Regions from separate parts of the Homo sapiens genome. Here region 1 is linked to region 2. Evidence: chromatin loops called from intact Hi-C (ENCODE). Cell type or tissue: PC-9. All regions are shown on one strand. Links, peaks and the distances in the headings refer to the core of each region. The heading gives the core; the rest is flanking DNA.

Region 1 (10,907 bases), core at 2,908-10,907, 60 kb after region 2:
TAACCAGTTTTTTAAGGTATAATCTTGGTATAATCAGGCTAGACCCTAGAGCTTCTGAAATCTGGTTTAGAGCTATTACTACCCAACGAAGCTGATGCTAAAAGGAAAGCATTTCAATTATGGACAATGGATCTCAAAATGACTCTGAAGTCTTTTTGGAAAGACTCAAATAATTCCTCTAAAAGCTTCACTTATAGAAAATTCTAGAATCATAAAAGAATTCCATCTTTCCCTGCAAAAATTTCCATTAAAGTTCAAGAAATTTTAATATAAATGACATTAAGAATGATCACTGACCTACAAAAAAATCACTCCATACTTCATAAATTCTAAACTGAAAAAAAATTTATCAGTGGAAGCATGTTAAAAAAAACAAAAGAAAATTATGCCAATAACCTTAAAGATAAAGATCAACTATCTTTCTTTTTCAATACACAAAAAAACAGAAGCATATTAAGTTACTTCCAATATCCCAACAGCACCACCAGTAGAGTCGTGAGTTAAGTGGGTACCCTGACTTGGTTGTAATAAACACAGTCTCCTGTGGGCAGAGGGATAGTGCTAGCGCCTAAAGTGATTTATTTAGTTCCAGGTTTAATCCAACCATATGAAACCAAACCTAGAACTTTCTTATTATCTCCTTATGACCATCTTTGTTGAGAAAGGTCTTCAAACACTTCCTCTAAATTGCATAGATTTGATCCTTACACATTGTATATATGTATCCAAATATCACATGTACCCCATAAATATGTACAATTATTATGTATCAATTAAAAATTATTAAAAGAAGAAAAAAATTATGGAAGTCCATCTAAAGTTTTCTTAGCATAAAATCTAAGACAGAATTTTTATGTGTATCTTTATTTAACAGCATGAAGTAACATCCCAGCAATGCCTTAAAAAGGCATTTTATCAAATATGTAAGGACCTGCATCATTGACTATTTGTTCTATTAAACTACTGATAAGAACACAGAGTTAATTTTTCTTTTTTCCACATTTTCATAAACTTTATACTGACACAAAATCAAATTGTTTTGTTTTTAATTACAGGGCTTCTTTATGCTTTAATATTCATGAAACTCTCCAAAAAAAAATGGTTACATAATGAGTAAACAGCACTTTCCCAAACTGATTTGGACATAAAATCCTTTTGTTATTTCATCTCACATACATATGTTCTATAGACTACACTTTGGGAAACCCCCATCAGAGGTCCTAGCCCTATTCTCTCTAAGTTTTATTATCTGCTATGCTGCTGACAGAAATTAGATGCTTAACCCAACAACAGGCTGTAGCAGCCTCCAAAAATGTATATTCCCTTAGTTTAGTTGGCTCGGGTGGTACAGCAATTTCAGAAGCCTTAGGAATTCCATGGAACAGAAGATCCCTGACCTTCTTGCATAGAAATGGCACACAGCATTCCCGTAAATGACCTATTACAAAATCAGTCAAGGTCCCCTGAAGAACACATAAATGTTCCCATAAAATGACTCAGAGATAGAAGGTGGGAAGGGGATAGGGAAGGCAGGAAGGGACTCAGAGAGAGACAGTTTTGTGCGACCTGTCCATTCTACCTCAGGGAACCTGCACAGTCCAAGGCATGGTACTTACATGGCCATGTTGATCCAGTTCATTGTTGGTGAGTTTCACCTTTTCAAAAGACACCATCTGTTTGAGTAGTTGCTCACCGGTAAAAGGAGAATCTGGATGCACATAGAGCCTAAGAAAATTAGGAGAAAACTTTATTGAGACTTCTTTAAAAAGTCTGTCTCTGTAGGTTATAAAATGTTCTAATTCTAAGGGAACACATAAACCATATATAAGTGGGAAATTTTATTGCCCTATATACCTCAAATTTATTACTATTGCAATGTCAAAACAACTGAAAAATGTCTAATTATTTCTTCATGTACCAATTATCTAAATGAGATAATACTTAACAAATTTTCTATTAAAAGCTGAGCAAGGCATTGTTTAAAGGGGTGTGTGTGTGTGTGTGTGTGTGTGTGTGTTTTCATCTATCTAGTCAACTACTGGTCTGCTTCGATCAAACGCAAAATCTTCTTGTTGAAGGTGCTTTCAAAAGAAAAACTAGCTTACACTAATCGCATGAGTTCCTATTATAAACATCTCTTAAATAACAGTGAAAACATAAATAATTTAAAAGAGAAAATAATTTTAGAGAATCCATTTATTTAAACTTAAAGTTTTAAAGTTTGTGTTCTTTGTAAATATAAGATGGAGCAATTTTAATATAGGGACATGGAGAACTCCCAGTAGTCCACCGATCAGCTAGGATTCTGTTCTTCCTGTTACATTAAACACTACTGCTTTCATCATTATCTGTTTATGTGCTCACTAAATGAGAGTTAAAACAAGCTAGACACACTTCACATTATTCAATTTATTTATCTGTAAACAGTGTAAGCCAAAAAAAAGCTCTCACATCTTTTACGCACTCACAGTTAAATGCAGGTCACTTTTTCTACCTGTGACAACGCCTTAAATGCAGCTCTTTGTAAGTCCCCATCCTGGTATCTTCTTGACTTAAGTCTTTCTGAAGTCAGAGAGAGACTACAGAACTAATGAAGGGGAAGCAAAATCCTTGATTTAATAGGACAAATTCCTTTATCCACGTAAAAGGTTATTTACACCTAAATTTTATATAGGATCCTTATAACTACAATTAAACATAAATATTTTTACTAGGGCAAAAGCAAGGGATAAGAAGTCATAAAATTTTTCTTGCATTATTCATGTAAAGAACAAGAAATCTGTTCCATGGTTTGTCACACAGAGGACTACGAATAGAAGAATTCTGTACAAATGCTGAAACTTACAAAGCCCACCAGGAGCAATGCACAAAAAAGGTTGACAGCACCAAAGACTCTTACCAGACCTACAGAGGAACTGTAAAGGCTTCAGGCATTTGTCTGCCTGTTAATTCCACTGTTTTTAGGAGGATTGCTCACAGTTGCCTTTCAATTATTCTTTGATAACACAACCACTTTTCAAGTACCATCCTTCCAAGACTGTAGCTTTATAGGTGCAATTGTTTTACTGATCAGAACCACATTCCTCCCTCTAAAAAAGTCCAAAATTATTTAAAGTCCTAAAGTTGATGAAATGTTCCCTCTCTAAGGATCACATTCACCACATGTAATGGCTATTAATAAAATATTAATGTAATTAAATATTATGTACTTTAAAGAAAAGGAGATGTCCTATATGAAAAGGTAACATTATTTTAGATCATAAGTAATATCTTGCTTATTATTACAATCAAGTGATACTGTCAAGCATTATTTCTTCCGATTAGGAATGACTGACCAATGAACTTCAGCCTGAACTAAAATGCTTCAAAGTCCTAAAACCATGGGAAATTTTTGCCATCAGTATAAAAATTATCATCTCCCAAGTTCTTCGTTTTTCTCTTATGGAGATAGATAAGTAGCAAACTATTTATTTTAATAATAATAAAGAATAGTTGCTAAATTATCTATTTTTTATCCCATAATAAGCTAAACATTTTTATTTAATATCAATCTAAAAAAGCTGAACTAGGATTAATGAAAAAATATACAGGAAGCCCCTCCTCTCAAGTCCCCCAGAGACTTAAAATTCCAGCAATAGCTTAAACATGCTTCAGTTAAGATAGTGTATTGGTACACACTTTTTTTCTCCAACCAGAACAGATTAGTAACATAAACAAGGCATGTCATATTTCCAAAGTCCTGCTGGCCTGCATCAGCTCCCCATACCTTCAGATAGGAAGAAAATGTATGTTTAATAAGAGTGATTAACTTCTTAGAGGAAAGACTGGAGGGCAAAAAAAAAAAAAAAAAAAAAGAGGGTTTGCTTGTAGAAAATGGTTAGGAATCTGCCAAAATACTCTCTCAGGTTTAAAACGGTATTGAAAAGTTTGGAAGGTAGCTAAAGAATAATAGTAAACTATTTAACAGTAAATAGAAGAGAACACTAATTTTATTAATTTTAATATCTATTATAAACTGGTGAATCTTGCTCAACTAAAAAAAAACTAATAGCAATTGTTTTTTAGATTTTCTTAGTCTTGACTGTTATTTAATATACTGATTTGAAAGGGCTGGGAAGACGCCCTTTCTGGTCTCTTCCGAGAATGGAAAACTCTGAGAGATTGCTTTTAATCTCTTTTCTAGTGCACTTAGCATACGATAAACTCAATAATATAATAAACTACTAATTAAGCTGAATATTCTATCTGAACCATATGTGTAATTGTCTGTTGATTCTCTGCCTTGACTATGACTCCAGACTAGACACAAAGTACCAGCCGTAACTTAACAGTTCCCAAATCTGTACATTTAAATAAGTTCTTAGCTCTGATACAAACTTTCAATCAATCACAAAAAATTAGTCATTAAACAACAAAAATTAGTCATTAAACATAAACAACAAAAATTAGTCATTAAAGAAAAGCTATGAGGCTGGGTTTTAAAATCCCAAACATAAAGTCAGCTAATATGTTTTGTTTTGTATTAAAGTAGGCAGTTACATTCCTGTAACTTCATCTATTATTCTTCATATAAGCAAGTATATGTTTTCCTGTTAGAACTCTCATTTAGTTAAAATAATAACAGTAAAGGTTTGCATGTGCTTTTTTAAGGATGGTACTCCTGGAAAAACTGTATTATTAGCAATGAATTTCACAAGAGTAAATATGCATGATCCCTAATATGTTAACTGAGGAATGTTTCATGTAAAAGAACCAGTTATTGAATTACATTCATCCACTAAAATTATAAAGGGAGAAAATAAGACTTGGCTTTATTTTTTTACTTAAAAATCTCTGAACCTTTATTGGTCAAAAACAACTGAATTTTACCTAAATGTTGTTTATTATATGCAGTTATAACCATATGATTAACAAATACTTACTGTAAGCAACGATTTTACTAAAATACACTCTTCTAAAAAGGATTTTAGGACAACCATTTCATCAGTAGGTTTATTCACTCTGGTTTTAAGCAGCAATTAGAGAGGATGTCTATATTTATATTTATACAAAATGGGTCCACATTTCTAATGAATACTCAAATTGAAATTTAAGAAAAACTTTGAAATGAATTACTGCCTAACGAAACATAAACTTAAAGACAGTGTTTTCTCTATGCACAAACTACCTTTCTCAGAGCCTAGCCCATGTTTTGTGTAGTCAATCCTGGAGTGTCCAGGCTTGGAATGCTCTCTTGCCAGAGCCCGCTGCTTTAAAAATACACTTGCTTAAAATTCACACAAGCCAGAAACATTCTGACAGATGCACTAACAGTTTTCTCAGTGAAAAATCTGGAGGCACGAACCTGGCTGGCAACGGCGGGTCGGCCTTGCCAGCCACCAGCCAGGAGGACCGGTGGTAGGCGTAGCGGTACCTCTTGTTGTCCACAGGGACGATGTCCATCAGGACTATGTACTTGGCCTCAGGATCCACCCCCGAAAAGGACACCCGGATGGTTGGAAACATCCTCCTGACAGAGAGAGAGAGAGAGAATGGGCCCTGTTTATGCTGCCTAATAAACTGACCTGAATTAGGAAGAGAGGAAGGGAGGGAGGGAAGGAGGGAAAGGGTCTGACTCCCCTCTCTATCCGGTCCACAAACCCCTCTTTTGTTTTGTTTAAAGCCTCAGAGAAGTGAATACAGAGACAGGGTTTTCTTCCAAGCCTAGATAATTTTAAGTGTCACCTTTAAGCAGGTGTTAATTGCTAGGTGAAAAGGTGGGGGTGGGGGTGGGGGTATGTGTTAACTCCAGAAGGTCTGTGATTAGGGAAAATCCCATGCATTTTAACGATCAAGCACATTAAGTGTCCCAGGACCCGAAGTCCCTGGAGCTGACCCAGTCACACAACTCACCCGCATCCCAGCCAGAAAACTCTGCTCTTGCAAAATAAAAGCCAAAAGCAGAGGTTTCTGGGAAGGATTTCTCAGATGCCCTGCAGGTATTTTCTGTAGTCCCAAGAGCTAGAGCCACCAAGTTTTGCCAGCCTCTGCCCCATCCCAACCTCCCTGCAGCCCTGCAGCTTCCTGCCTGGCCAAAGCCCGCCCGGCTCTGGCGCCAAGAGGCCCCGAGCAGTGCTCCTTCCTACAGGGAATTTTATCGTTTCAAATTTCATTCTTCCGCCCAGGTTTTAATTTTAGTTTTTAATGGGAGCTGGCAGCTTTTGCAAATTGAGGCTGATAAAAGGGAAGCTACTCACCTACCTAGAAGCACCCAGCAGCTCACCAGGCACCCAGGCACAAATTCCTCCTCCTTCCAGATCCCGACCCTCCACCCGCCAAACCTTCTCCAGCTCCAGGGAAAGCAGACCACACCCTTCGGGGTTAGTGTGTCTCCCTGGTCCCTGTGCCCTTCTCAACAAAGCCAGGGTGGGGCTTCCCATGACCAAATCCTGAGAACGCAAATGACTAGACATCCTGTAGCTCCTAATGCAAGCTGGTGGAAAGCAGCTGCCCTGGAGCCAAGCTGTCTCTCCGCTCCATGACCAGCCAGCTCTCATCTAGTTCCTGGAAGCACCCTCAACTACCCAGGGAGTGTCCTGACTCTCCACCCCCAACCCCCAACCCCCAAGTCCCAACTACCTGCCCGACTTGGTGATGATCATCTCGGTGCCCAGCTCATGGAATTTGTCCCAAAGCTCCTTGGTCTCCAGGCTGCAGGCAATTTTGGCCATTTCCTCACTGGGGATGATGGGGGTGGTGGGGATCAGTGGCTCAGTGCACAGAGAGGAGGAGGACGGGCTGCTGCCACTGCCTCCACCAAACTCCCCATGAGCATCCAGGCTGGTCAGCTCACCCAGGGGCTGGGCACAGGACGACTTCTCCACAAATTGCTCTGGAGGTAAAGAGAATTGTGAATGACAGCTGACACTGTTCAACAAGGAAAGATCTGGAAAGAACAGCATAACCAAATGGTCACTTGGATTTGACTCAGGAAAAGTTAAGCTCAGAAACTCCAGGCAGGCTGTAGGGATGACCCATCATCACTGTATAAAATTACCTGGGATTCCCACGGAGTAGCATGCCCAGTGTTTCCTGACCAAGCTAGTGAGTTCTAGAATGACTGCTTTTCACCACCAGTACTGCAGCCCACTTTGGGAAATAAAAATGTAAGAGTGGAAGAAGGGAAGGGTGATGATCATGAGGGATGAAAAGCAAATATTCCTATTGTCACCCCTCCCAAATTCTAGACTTCGTAGCTCATGGAACTGATGCCAGTCCTGCCTCTTTGACAACCAGGAGAACTTTTTCTCAACGGAGACAAAGGGAGTGAAGAGATCAGCACCTTCCTCACCTGGAGAGGAACTTTCCTTCCTTCCTGGAGCCCTCTCTCCATAAGAGAAAAGGAAAGGAGGATAGGAGGGTAAAAGAAAAATGGGGAATGTGGTTTACAAAAAATCAGTTACTTCACCTCTGTGCCTGACTTTCAGTTTTCTAGGCTTTATGATGAGAGTTAGAACATTTTTATAATATTCTTCCCAGCCTGAGATCTTATGAAAGATGCTAGCATACAGCTTGCTAAATCACAGGAGCAGGTTCTGTGGGCCATTTTCAGAAGAGGCTTAGAACAATTACTTGAGGGGTGAGGTATAAAATTTTTCTTTCTCCCAGAAAGGTCCTAGAAGTGAGGACAACAACCTCAAATCCAGACCAGCAGTGTATTAAAGTGAGAAGAATGCTCTGCCATCCACCACCAGGTTGGAATACTGCTGCCTATGAACCAAACATTCTCCCCCACAGCTGATAAGGGCCTGGGACTACACCAGTCACTTTGATGGAATACAGGGAGACTTCTGTAATTGTCCCAATTATCTTCCATCCCTTAAAAAAGAAACTACTTGAATTTGCAATGTGAAGTTGATCTCTTAAGTGCCCTCAAGAAATCAAAGCCAGTTCTAAATGTATGTATGTACATGTACATGATGTGTGTGGGCATATGGGACACGCACAGATCATAAGGTGTTTTATTTCCTACACATCCGTACATGAAGAAAACAGGAAACAGAGTGGTTTTACTTTTACTTCTCATGCAATGATAATCCAACCCATGAAAATGTTTTAACTTAAGAATAATCAAATTAAATGCCATCCTGATTTTTTTCAGATTAACGAAAGGAAACCATACCATAACAAAATCTTATTTTCTACTAATATTTTCAGAAACACATTCACATAATGTCTTCGGAGGGAATTAAGAAGTAGTGTTAATGACTTTTTTTTCTGACAACTGAAAGAGGCAAACTCCCTAAGCCCCAGACTGACCAATGCATCAGGATGGGAAGTAGGAGAGGAAGAAAATGAAATAGAAATGCTTCAGCAGACTGAAGCTGTTCCTTTAAATAGACTTTGTATGTTTAAAAGGGCAATCCTGGGACACACTGGAATCCCCCTCCCCACTCTATAGTTTGCTTCAACAAAAGTCCCACATTCTCTCTTAACAGAACTTTTAGGTGTTTCTCTTGATAGAGTCCTTGGCTTGCAGTCACCTCTGTTGAACTGGCCAGTGTAAGCGACAAGAACGCCTGCTAGTTCTTTCAGAGCCCATCTCAAAAGCCAGGAGAGGGACATGCATTTTATACTAGTGCCTATATGTGTGTGTGGGCATGGGGGTAGGGTTGGAGTTGTGAGCTGGGCATGGCTTTAAAGTTCAAGATTTAGAATTTTCGATATAAGGTGGCTTTTCTCAGAAAAATAAAGAGAGAAGGAAGCAATGTTGAAATGACAGTGCAGCTGGGGCTGGCATGTTTCCCAATTTGCTGTCTACACTTCTGTCGGGAATCCTCTTTTCCTGCTATGTAACAAGCTGAGATGTTTACAAAGAATTCAGGGGCCCCTAAACAGCAATGTATAATGTTGAGAAGTCGCACAATATAACTTTGAAATTGTTAGTTATATTTTTCTAAACAATTGGATTTTGTTTGATTGATTGTCTCCATTCTTTGGCAGGTTTAGATTTAGATGGGAGGTGGGTGGGAAGAACCAGGGGAAGGGGGTGAAAACTTAGAGGACAGATTTTTTTTTTTTTTTGACATTCTGTTTTCTACAGATCTACTAGTTTCTTTTTCCTTGGTTTCAAGTAGCTACAGGAATTTTACTTCTCTCATCTTTAAGCCCAAACACCTTATTTTTGATCTCTAACACTTCCTTTTTTTCATGTTATCATTATTTTGGATGTGATATGTTAAGTGTGGGAAGGACAGAGAGAAGAAAGGAAAAATTGGGGAGGGTTAAAAAAGAAAAATTAACTTAAGTTTGCTATCTGATTTTCACATTGTAGTGATACCAGACGATCAGGCTGTGTAACAATTATTTCCTGGGGATCCACGAGGCAATGATGAGAACACTTCTTTTTCCCTCAGTTGTAAAGAGATTCTTAAATATTTATCTTGGGGTGGTTCTTTTCCATGTAATTCACTAGTGTTAAGAAGAACATAATCCCTGTTCTCCCTTTACTCCTAGCCTAGTGTCTTCTATAAATGGTAAAGGTTGTTAAACAAACAACATAACTAAAAGTAGAGGAATTTGAGAAATGGTTACTGGTTAGTGTTTTTGCCAACCTCAACTGAAAATGACGACAGTTATAAAATGATGTCTTGGTGATAAGTCTAGAGCTTCAGTGAATAAAATGGTTCGTGTAGGGAGAACTGGCTTATTCTGCTTTACAGTGGTTTCAAAGAGCTTGCTCTGTTTTGTCTATTCAAGTCAGAGGAAAACCAAAATTAAACTGGTTTCTTATGAAGTCCTTTAGCGTCTCCGTTTCAAACGCACAAGCAGGTGTTACATGCACAGTAAATCCTGTTGAGCCTTAAAAGGGGTTTTATTATTATTTTTCCATGAATGTTTTTAACCCAACAAACATACACACACACCATATGTCTGATCTGATATATGGATTCTAGACAACTTAGGAGACCGACGGGCCCAGATATAAGATGCACATTCACAGCATTCAACAGACTGAAGCCTCCAAAGAAAACTTGGACCCAAAAGAAAAAGATCTCCCACCCGCGATGTATGGCTCATGGCTTGAGCATCAGACGTTGCTGCGAGCCGCCTGCAGCCAGGGGCACAGACGGATGCGCAGCATCCCCAGTCCTCGGCGGACAGCCGGGTAGCCCAACTTACCCAGGGGTTTGATTGTGTTCTCCGTCGCCTCCTTCTCCTTAGAGCCGCCGCTCGACATGAGCGCGGCAATGGAGAAGGCGTTGGCCCGAGAGGAGAGTTGGGGCTTGGGGGACGCCGTGAACTCCATGGTCCCCAGCACGCGGTCCTGGCCAGGGACGGGGTCGTCCGAACTGCCGTCCAGATTCCCCAAGGGAGACAAAGACCCGAAACACAGCTCAAAGTTTCCGAGAGCAGTCACAGCGGGGCCAGGGACTCCAGAAGTGTCAGCTCCAACGACTCCAGAGCTGCACACTGGCCTCTATTCCCCACCGCAAAGCCCCAGAGCCGCAGAGACTTCGAAGGCAGCCGGAGAGGAGAGGGCCCACCGAGCACTACGGCGGGTGCGCACGCCCCGGGGCGCTCGGCAGGACGACAGTCTGCACAGCCCGAAGGCGGAAACGAGCATCAACTGCACAAAGTCCTGGGGTCCTGGAGCATCCCCTCCGCGTCCTTCCTCCCTCTGGGGCTGGGGACAGCCGGGATGTCCCAGGCTGAGGTGGCCACCAGCCGAGCGCGGCTGCTAGGACGCTGGCGTGGGGAGCGCGGCGCGGAACTACGGACAGTGAGCCCTGGCGCTCGCTGCCCTGCGCCTTAATTTGCTGGCGGCGGCGATCCCGGAGGCCCGCAGCCAGTCAGCGCCGTCTCACGTCACCGCTTCCTGATTCCGCCGCCGGGGGCGGGGCCGCGGGCCGGGCGCGGAGGGCGCG
Region 2 (11,030 bases), core at 1,787-9,786:
AGAGCCCAGACCTAGAAGCTACTAGATGGCCTAGGAGACTAGTCTGGAGTCACGTGGGCCAACGCCCCATGTATACATAAGACTTCACCTGGGAGCTGGGAGACACTGCTCTGGGTATGGAGCTTTTACAGGAGCTGCAAACGCAGCCTGTGCCCCTGTTTGGTTGGGGAATTGCTTGTTTTCAATTCCCCTGGAGAGAGAAGAGTGGGGAATAGAACAAGTTAAAACACCACAAACTCTGCTGTTCTTATAGAGGTTCAGCAGCTTTTCTTGAATTAATGCCCTTTAGATTGTTGTAAACCTTTGGTTAATTTCCAAAGTTTGAAGAAAATGATTTTGATAATTTTCCAAGTATTTTCATTGTCGTCATGGAGGAGTGCATTTTCTTGGCTATTCCAGAAGTCCTACCTCCCTTCTGAGATTTTATAATAGTATTTCTTATGGTTATCCCAAATATACTTGGCAAGTCATCTTATAAACCACCAATAATAGCCTCTTAAAAATTCAAAAATTACTTCACTTGGCTAACAAAATAAATGCAAATTAATTCAATAATTATTGAAGAAATTAAATTTTTAAAAATTAAAAAATTGCAATGTTGAAATTCTCAACCATGCTTACCCAGATCTTTTCCTATATTACTAACTGTCCTGGGCTTATCTTAAACACTTCCCGGAAGATTTACTTGTTTTATACCAGGATAAGCAAAGTATGGCCCATGGTGTATTTTTGGACTGTCTGCAAGCACGGTTGCTATAATTTTTAAAAGGTTGAAAACTTTAAATGGTTGTAAAGATGCTCATAACTGTTTATTAGGCTTCATTAATTTTAAAATATACAGAGACTATCCTGTTCAACTATATTTGTATCCTATTTCTAATTCTCCTAACAATTATATACACTGAAAAAACTCTTCAGATGATATATAAGGAAAAGGTCAAATATAGTACCAAATTCATCTAGCTTTCCAAAGATGCTCAAAATCTTTCTGTGTCTCTCACTCCCTCCCTTAACCCACATACCACATCTGAAAAAAATGATATGGTGTAACGATGCCAGTATTCTAAATGCTTGAAGGGCTTATCACATGCCCTTTCCAAGCTGTGACAGAAGCATGTCCCCCGGACCCCGGCATCCTATCAATCTCACCTCTGAAGGTGACCCAGCCTCATACTTCACTGAAACAAAGACCATTAGACGCCAGCACTCCCAACTTCTTTTATCTCCACTTTAACATTTCTCCATATAGTAATTCTCGCTTTTCTACTCCCTGCCATCTCAGAAAAGGAAGTCTCTCTCCTCTTTTCCACAGTTAGCTTATCAAATTTGTGCCCTTAACTCTACCCCTCCAAATATTCCAAGACTTGCTCCACTAATTATTTCCTCTCTTGGAATCTTAATCTCATCCTCTTCCCTTGATCCTTGCCCCCAGCCTTTAAAACTCCTAGACCTTAAAACACTCTCTGCGATCTGACAGCCCTTCAAACCAATATACTCCCTATCTCTCTCTCTCCTCTGGTTCAATGACAAGATTTTTGGCCAACTTCTTTCTACTCAGACCTTGCTATTATTTCCTACTAGGCACCCACAAACCCTTGCTTGTTAAACTGATCTCCTTCAAGACTCAAGAAAAGCGCCATGCGGCTCCCTCCTAGGGCTCTCCTGCCCTCTCCTTACCGATGCTGAGAGTGGTTCTGCTGGGGAACCACCGCGCCTGCAGTTCGTGCACCTCTTCCCGGAGCTGCGCCAGGGAATTACGGACGAACTGGAAGGGGTCGAGAAGGGTCTTGGCCACCACCTTTAGCTCCAAGCCTTTTCGCTTTTTCAGATTTGGGATCCTCCCCGGGGAGGACCTCCTGGCGCCCCCTGGCAGTTTCCCGCCGCCTAGGGCCGACTTTTCCACCTCCAGCTCCCGGGCGGGGGAGGCCCCGTACGGCCGCTTAGACGGGCTGGGGCGGGAAGATTGCAGCGGCTTTGGGTTTACTCCTTGTTTCTTCATAATCCCTAGTGGAGCTGGGTCAATTTCAGGCACAGCCCATCCGAGTCAGGCGAGGTCCAGAAAGGCCTGACTCGCCTGGCAGCCTCAACGGACTTGTCCCCGCAGCCGTTGACTAGCCGTTGACGAGCGGACCTCCCGGTCGTCATGGCGACTGTGAAATGTAGGGTGGAGCGCATGCGTTCGAAGCCATTCGCGCGGGCAGTCCCTGCGTGTCCCCCTGCGTGTCCCCCCACGTGCTCCCCAGCGCGCGCAGCACCCCGCCTCTGCGCTTCCCCGAGCGTGCAGCTTCCGGTGAGGGCAGCCCCACGCACAGCCCCCAACACCCTCCCCAGCGCCTGCAGCCTTCGGTGCGCGCAGTCCCCAAGCCCACATGCGCAGTTCTCACCTTGCGCGCAGCCCCACGTACAGCCCCCAACACGCTCCCAGCCCCACTGGCGCAGAACCCATCACCGCTTGCCCTTCACGCGCTTCATTGGGAGTGCAGCTCCCACCCCGAGCGCGCAGCTCCACGCAGCCTCTCCACACTCTCCCCAGCGCTTGCAGCACCCCCCAGTGCGCACAGCTCTGCCAGTAGCTTCCCGGCGCGCCGCCCCTGCACCGCTTCGGGCCATAACCTTGCTGGCGACTAAGTCTGAAGAACTTCCTGTGGTTTCATTCTTTTCTTCAGGTTTAGTCTTAGCTCTGACATTTTAACCAAAAGGTTACACGTTAATTAACGAGGTATTAAAGGGGAAGATCTCAGCTGAAAGAAATGACTGTAGGAAGTGTGTCAGGGAAGCCAACGGAACCGCTGGCCCGCCGGTGGTGCGCCCGGCATTAGGAAAGTCTCTACGATCGCTGAGGTATCGGGCAGTCAGTGCCCGTTGCCAACGCGGAGGGAACGGGCGGAGACTGCGGGCAACACGTGGCAGAGCCGGCGTGAGTCCGGTGGGTCTGATCCCAGAGCCTCAGGTTGACGCCACTTCCTTGGCACGGAACAGCGTTTACTGAATCTTAGAGCAAAATGCTTTTCCAATGAGGTTCCTCAGAAGTCATCGGCCCTAGGAGCGGTGTGCTCAAGCGCTTTCAGCACCAGCCAGGACCAACTAAGAGGGGAGCGCTTACCTCCCAGTCACCGCGCAGCCCTACAAGAGGCCAAAGCGGCTGGCACAGATGCACTGGGGCCACTGACATTTTCCATGTCCTCTGTCACGGGCCACATGCTGGAGCCCACACCGCTTCACTTGCCATCTGTTTGATGATGGATCACATTGAACTCCCATATCCTAACTCACCAGTCTAAAGCATGGCTCATTGTGGCCAGGTTAATTTTTCCTGATGCAACACAGCACAAAAATGTTCGTGGCCCACAAATCAAGTCCTAGGCTTGCTCACCAATGCCTTCAATATTTGCCCAATATACCTTTTCAACTTTAATTTCCCACTTCCTCGGGCACAAAATCTTCCATCTCAGTCATTTCAGGTGAAGTCCACAGCCTGAGACATCATAACTGCTGAATTCCTTTATTCATGTGGAAAAGCCATCCCTTGGCTTTTACATCCTTTTCTCCCTGCCCATCTGAAAGCTGTCACCTTCCAAGCCCCAGCCCATTTCTCCAGCCCATATTAATTATGCTTTTTCTGAAGGTCTAGAGCACTTAACCGACAGTACTATTTATCTTGTCACTCAGTTAAATTCAGTAAGTGCTACTACTGCTCATTTTTTGTTTTGGGAGATTTTTTTCAAGGAGCATTTCTACATTCCTGGCATTGTGTTTGGTGCTCAAAATGTTTTCTCAATTCATGCAATAACTGTATGCAAATTTTAAATCAAGCATCAGGATGTAGTTATTTGCCCAAGTTTTAACAGCTAATAAATTCTATCTGTCCAATACTGCATTTAAAATACAAAGTATTTACTGTGGTTGATGAGAATATATTCTTGAATGGCTAGGCAAACTCAAAATAAAGCACCTTATTTTAAAATATGACTGTTTTAATGTTTTTTGGAACAATAAGTGAAGTGGAGCTATTGTTTTTCTTTTTGGTCAGTTTGTTTTTTCTGGAGTTTCCAATTGCCTTTTGCATCACTTGGTGTCCTGGTGGGATACAAAATGCTCTTACCCATGGTCTAGCCCATGAAAGTACAAATCTGGTCATTTTTATCATTTAAAAAATTAATCTTTTTATAAGAATGTTCATTGTGCTATTATTTATATCGTTAAAAAATAGAAGTGGCCTCAGTATCAAACACTAAGTTATGAAACATTCATATAGTGAAGCATTACAGCCACCAAAGTCATTTTGCATGGATATTTAATGATATAGGAAAATAGTCATGATATAATGTTAAAGGAAAAAAGAAGCAGGATATATTTTATGATTCATATGTTTAGTAAACACACAAAATTAACTGTGTGCCATGTGCTGCTCTAAATCTTTTACACAGGGGACTCATATAGGAAGATTACCAATGTATGACCTTGAGCTGGTAATTTAGCCACTCTAGGATTAATTTCCTCATCTGAAAAATGAAGACAGTTATATTTGTCTTACTGATGGTATGATTGAATGAATTAATGCTTGTAAAGCATCAAAAACACACCACATGCTTAAACAAATGTTCCTTTATTATGTTCTAGACCGGCCATCCTATAGTGCACTCGTGAGTATTTTTAGGTTGGTGCAAAAGTAATTGCTATTTTTGCCAATACTTCCAATTAATATTTTGCTCACTTGGTTTCTTTGTCATCAAGTGATATGTTAGTAATTATTAAACAGTAATACATGTTTTAGGTTCATTAGTTAACTGAGAGATAGTTGCCTAAATCATTATGTATCTACTCCTACTAAGGAGAGGAGTAGATTTGTATATAAGAGGGAAATCATGACACTTAGTTTTATGTGCAGTTGAATAGAATCATGGATGTTTTCATGTTTTTACAGCTTCTGTAACAGTGGTCACTTATTTTGACCTCATTATTTTGAATGGTTATTTGAGTCACATTTTAGCTGTATACTAACCAATGACAATAACTTAAAGCAGTTAGGTTGATAATTTAATCTATGATTAATTGACAATTAAAATAGCACATTATAATTAGATAAGATGCAATATATTCTTGCATTATCTTATCATCTTTGAAACAGAGATGCCTCATGATTTATATATATATATGTTTTTTTATATATGTTTTTATTATACTTTAAGTTCTAGGGTACACGTGCACAACATGCAGGTTTGTTACATATGTATACATGTGCCATGTTGGTGTGCTGCACCCATTAACTCATCATTTACATTAGGTATGTCTCCTAATGCTATCCCTCCCCCTCCCCCCACCCCACGACAGGCCCCAGTGTGTGATGTTCCCCTTCCTGTGTCCAGGTGTTCTCATTGTTCAATTCCCACCTGTGAGTGAGAACATGCGGTGTTTGATTTTTTGTCCTTGTGATAGTTTGCTGAGAATGCTGGTTTCCAGCTTCATCCATGTCCCTACAAAGGACATGAACTCATCATTTTTTATGGCTGCAGAGTATTCCATGGTGTATATGTGCCACATTTTCTTAATCCAGTCTATCATTGTTGGACATTTGGGTTGGTTCCAAGTCTTTGCTATTGTGAATAGTGCCGCAATAAACATATGTGTGTATGTGTCTTTATAGCAGCATGATTTATAATCCTCTGGGTATATACCTAGTAATGGGATGGCTGGGTCAAATGGTATTTCTACTTCTAGATCCCTGAGGAATCGCCACACTGTCTTCCACAATGGTTGAACTAGTTTACAGTCCCACCAACAGTGTAAAAGTGTTCCTATTTCTCCACATCCTCTCCAGCACCTGTTGCTTCCTGACTTTTTAATGATCGCCATTCTAACTGGTGTGAGATGGTATCTCATTGTGGTTTTGATTTGCATTTCTCTAATGGCCAGGGATGATGAGCATTTTTTCATGTGTCTGTTGGCTGCAAATGATTTAGCTTTTTTTTTTTTTTTCTCAAGATAGGGTCTCACTGTCACACAGGCTAAAGTGTGATGGTGCTCACTGAAACCTTGAACTCCTGGGCTCAAGGGATCCTCCTGCCTCAGTCTCCTGAGTAGCAAGGACTACAGGTGCAGGCCACCACACACAGCTAATTTGTTTATTTTTGTAGAGATGGGGTATCACTATGTTGCCCAGGCTGGTCTAAAACTCCTAGCCTCAAACACTCCTGCCGCCTCTGCCTCCCAAAGTATTGAGATTACAGGTATGAGCCACTGCACCTGGCTGCAAATTATCTGTCTTACATAGAAATCTCTAATCCGGTTATGGATATCTAAAACTTGCCTCAGTTTTTCCTTTGTCTTTTAGTAAAACAATTGGGAATTTTAAAAAATGCAATTAAACTATGTAACCAGCAGATGGCAATAATGATCTGTAAATCAAAATTTCAAAACTTAGTTACTTATTAAATTCATTCTTTAAAAAAAATCACTGTTCTTATAATAAATCCATTTACTAAATATGAAATGTAGGAAAATTCCAAATGTAACCCCACATAAAAATTACATTGCATATTTCATATGTCAAAATAATTAACATATTCATCATGGCCAAGATTTAGTTTTCCAAATAATAATGACTTTGTTTTAATTGATTCGAATAATTTATTAGATTTAAAGTTTTAACTTTGCACAAATACATAGATATAATTTAAGTGGATAGTTAAGTTCCATCTCTAGCCTCCAGGCTAGATAGAGGTGGTTTAGCGAAGACCATTTTGAAAACATTACAAACTTTTCCGGTTATAATTTCGTAATTTAAAATATGAATTTCACTTTAATTGAAACTTTCTGCATAAAAGATTGGTTTTTATTTGTGCTGTCTCATAATTTCTTATGCATTAAGATACTTTTCCCCCTTTGTACCGTGCAAGGAGTTGGAATTGGCACCAAAGTATTAGTTTGTACTTTATCAGCATTAGTTATTCCCAAAGATGGTGGCAAAATTCTTAGGATCTCATAGTTATTTTATTTAGTAATTTTATTTATTTTCATTATACCTTTCTAAGACTTTTTCTACAAATTCAAACATGAAATACATCCTTTGTTTAATTTTGTAGCTCCATTTTTGCCTTCAAAAATAGGATAGCCATAGGTATGTTCTTCTTGGAGCTTACTTATTCTCTAGGTAATTTCAAATTGGTCTGCTTATAAATGTTAAAAGATCCTTTCAAATTCTTCTTCAGCAAGTTGCCTCCACTAAAAAAAGTGTCTTTGGACGTGTGTATTTTATAAAACAACTGCTTCAGTCTAAAACCTTTCTTGGATTTACATATCTTGGATTGACTCATTTTTAAATAGCATATTTGCTGCTGTCGAATTACTTTACAGAGCCTCTTTAAATTCATATTGGATGCAGGTCTTCATCAAGGAGAAAGTGGAAAGACACCAACTTGCCGTGAAGCATACAGCAAGCTTAGATGTAAATGCATCTGTAAGTGATACTTTGCATAATGCTGTCTTTTGGACTATGGAAGAAAGGCATCTGTAATAACAAGTTGGAATTTCCAAGAGTTCCAATCTATTTTCTGTGTCCATGAGGGGGCTATCCACTCCCCACTCCTAACCCCCCAAAAAAAACCCCAAAACCAAAAAACTAGAGCTCTGTAAGCCACCCATGCCCCGGTCGTGTAGTGCTCCAGGCCTATGTCAGATACGACATACCTTATAAACAACTCCAGGCCTTTATCAGATAAGACATGCCTATAAAGGCGTGTCTTATTCAAAGGGAGGGAGGTGATCCATAAATTAACTGGGAGATTCTTTCAGCTCCAAGTAGAGAGACTGCACAATTCAATAGTATATGCACATTCATTTGAACCAGATTGGTACTCAGTTATCACTGTTAAATGACTTAACCAACATATACACAACAATACTTATATACATGTACCACATCCCCAAATCTACAAAATCCATTTTTCCCTGGATTTGATGGTAATATACCATGTACAAACTCCATCATATTGAGATTATTTTTATTTACCACCAAAGTAACTAATGTAAGAATTACTACATTCAATATTAATAAGCAAAAGCCTCTACTATGTTAGTCCATTTTCCCCATTTAGTAAAAAAAAAAAGTGCAGCTTGCTGCCAGTGCTCATTTAATTTTACATAAACACTTTGAGGCTGAAGCAAATCTGACTGATTTTCAACATGAAAATAAAATATAAAAACTGTTCTTAGAGTTATTTATAAACAGAATTTGTCTCTAATCCTAATGTAACAGAAATGTAGATGATGATGTTACAGTAGGATTAGAGATGAGTATTTTTGGGGCAAACAGGAAATGATTTAAAGAATGAGTTTCAGAATATTTATGGGCAGATTAAATGCAAAACATAGTAAAAGTGCCAATGATACATAATGAATCTGTGTGCTGTATTTTACATAATATAATATTTTAGGTTGATTTAAGATTGAACTTTGATTATAATATAGAGTTGAAGATATATCACTAGACTAGGCCCAGTATGCTTTGGCCAATTTACTTTGTTTCTCTAGTTCTGATTTCCTCAACTATAAAATACTTTGGATGACATGGCCTAAATAAGGTCTTTTAAACTTACTTGATTCTAGTTGGTATTTGTACAAATATTTAGGTAGATGCACCTGCTAAGTCATACAGTGGCCTGTACTAAGATCTCTTTTTACCACTTTTTTCCTTCCCTCCTCCTCTGCCTCCAGCTATGTGTTCAGACTCCACCCTGAGGGTCTTACTCTGCAATCTATCCCACAGTTTGTCCTCTAGTACCTACACTTGTCATTGCCCACCCAGAGGGCTGAGCTCATCTCTCTCTCATCTCTTCGGCCCAGCCCCAACCTGGCCTCCCCCTTATCCCTGAACTTTATTCCTCTGATTCCTTCTCACCTGCACTGCCCAGTCTCTAAGTAGGGTGGGCCTCCTTGTTCCTATTTTCTAATTACTTCTATCTACTAGTAGCCTAAATGGCAACTAGAGAATAAGGAGGAGAGTGAGACAGCCCTAAATAAATAATAAGTGTTTACATCAAGACCACCAGACTTGTTGGGGGCAGCAGAGCTCTGCTTTCGCATAAGTATGGACCCATCCCCTAAAGATAAATATGAAACTTTAAAATGCTCTCATCTTTGGTACCATCCGTTGAAACCCTTTTTGAGATACTTATTAGTGAGAATTTATAATCCATTAGTAGAAAAACCATCGAGTTTTGCAGCTTTCATATTTCTTAATTAAGGCTGTATGCCTGGGTTCAAAAAAAGCAAGGTAGACTTTTTTTTAAAAAATTAAAATTTGGAAATATTTAAAGGGCTAGTGCAGTGTCTTAGTTATAAGTGTTAACAGAATTTAAATCTTCACTATTCCTAAAAGAAACCCCATACCTACTTGCAGTCATTTCCATTCCTCCCTCCTTCCAGCCTCTGGCATGCACTAATCCATTTTCCATCTCTATGGATATTTCTATGCTGGACATTTCACATGCATGGGATCATATAACATGTAATCCTTTTTGACCAGCTTCTCTTAGCATCCTGTTTTCAAGGTTCATCCATGCTGTAACATTTATCATACTTCATTTTTTATAGCTGAATAATCTTCCATTATATGGATATGCCACATTTTATTTATCCATTTGTCAGTTGATGGGCATTTGGGTTGTCTCCACTTTTTGCCTATCATGAATGATGCTGCTATGAACATTCGTGTACGGGTTTTTGTGTGGACATACCTCTTCATTTTTCCTGGGTGTACACCTAGGAGTGGAATTGCTGGGTCATATAGTAAGTAACCTTTTTTTATCCTTTTCACGAATGGCCAGACTACATCATTTTATATTCTTACCGACAATATATAAGGGTTCCAATTTCTCCGCATCCTTGCCAACTTGTTATTGTAATTATAATTATAGCCATCACAGTGGTTCTTACGCGGTATCTCATTGTTGTTGTTGTTTTACTAAGAGGCTATTTTTAGAGCAGTTTTAGGTTTACAGAACAATCGAGTAGAAAATCTAGAAGTCCCATATATCCCCTCTCCCCCACACTGGCAGTCTCCCCTATTATTAAACTACTGCATTATTGTAGTGCATTAGTTACAATTGATGAACCAATATTGGTGCATTATTGACCAAAAAGTCCATTGTTTACATTACAGCTTACTCTGAGTTGCACAGTAGTATGAGTTTTGACAAATGCATGATTTCATGTATCTACTACTACAGTAGCATCACAGAGTTATTTCACTGGCCTAAGTATCACCTGTGCGCCATCCCTTCATTTCTCCCTCTTTCCCCCCAAACCGTGGAAACCACCAATCTTTTTACCATCTCTGTAATTTTGCCTTTTCCAGAATGTCATATAATTAGAACCGCCCAGTGTATAGCTCATTTTTCACTAGCAATATGTATTTGAGATTCCTCCAAGTCTTTTCACAGCTTGATAGTGCATTTCTTTTTATTGCTGAAAAATATTCCATTGTATGGATAATGGATGTACCACAGACTGTTCATCCATTACCTATTGAAGGACATCTTAGTTCTAAGTTTTGGCAATTATGAATAAAGCTGCTGTCAAGAGTCATGTGCAGATTTTTAAGTGGACATAAAATTTTAACTCACTTGGGTACATACCCGGGAACATACTTGCTAGATCATATGATAAGACTTTGTTAGTTTTGAAAGGAATTGACAAACTTTCTTTTTAAATGGCTGTACCATTTTGCATTCCACCAGCAATGAATGAGAGTTCCTATTGCCCCACATCCTCACCAGCATTAGCATTGCTAGTGTTTTGAATTTTAGCTCTTCTAATAGGTATGTAGTTGTAGCTCATGTTTTAATTTGCAACTCCCTAATCACATGTGATGTTGAGCACCTTTTCATATGCTTATTTGCCATCTGTATATCTTTAAGTATCTGTTCAGAGAGATCCTTTGCCCATAATTTGTCTTTTCCTTACTGTTGAGTTTTAAGAGCTCTTTGTATATTTGAAATACGAATCCTTTATCAGATATGTTTTTGCAAATA

The links. Peaks named below come from ENCODE experiments on the same cell type or tissue, not always from the same donor. Only the 100,000 strongest peaks of a DNase experiment are listed, where the experiment ranks them.
Region 1: a loop joins it to region 2, with 2.3 times the contacts of the local background. A loop is called at or near these places in 5 of 110 quality-filtered maps.

What each region holds. Positions count from the first base shown.
Region 1 is chr7:35,243,333-35,254,239 of GRCh38, forward strand. TBX20 (T-box transcription factor 20) reads right to left here and starts at 10,768. Exons shown (of 8, transcript NM_001077653.2): 1 at 10,162-10,768; 2 at 6,619-6,871; 3 at 5,345-5,509; 4 at 1,617-1,725. The coding sequence starts at 10,288. RefSeq lists enhancers at 6,017-6,584, 6,585-7,150, 9,689-10,265. In PC-9, for the core only: no CTCF peak of the experiment used is centred there; a DNase peak (open chromatin) is centred at 6,409; H3K4me3 peaks cover 1,480 bases.
Region 2 is chr7:35,184,043-35,195,072 of GRCh38, forward strand. It overlaps the pseudogene DPY19L2P1. Among named protein-coding and RNA genes, the nearest start is that of TBX20, 65 kb to the right of the region's middle. In PC-9, for the core only: CTCF peaks have their summits at 6,292, 6,541 and 6,741; no DNase peak of the experiment used is centred there.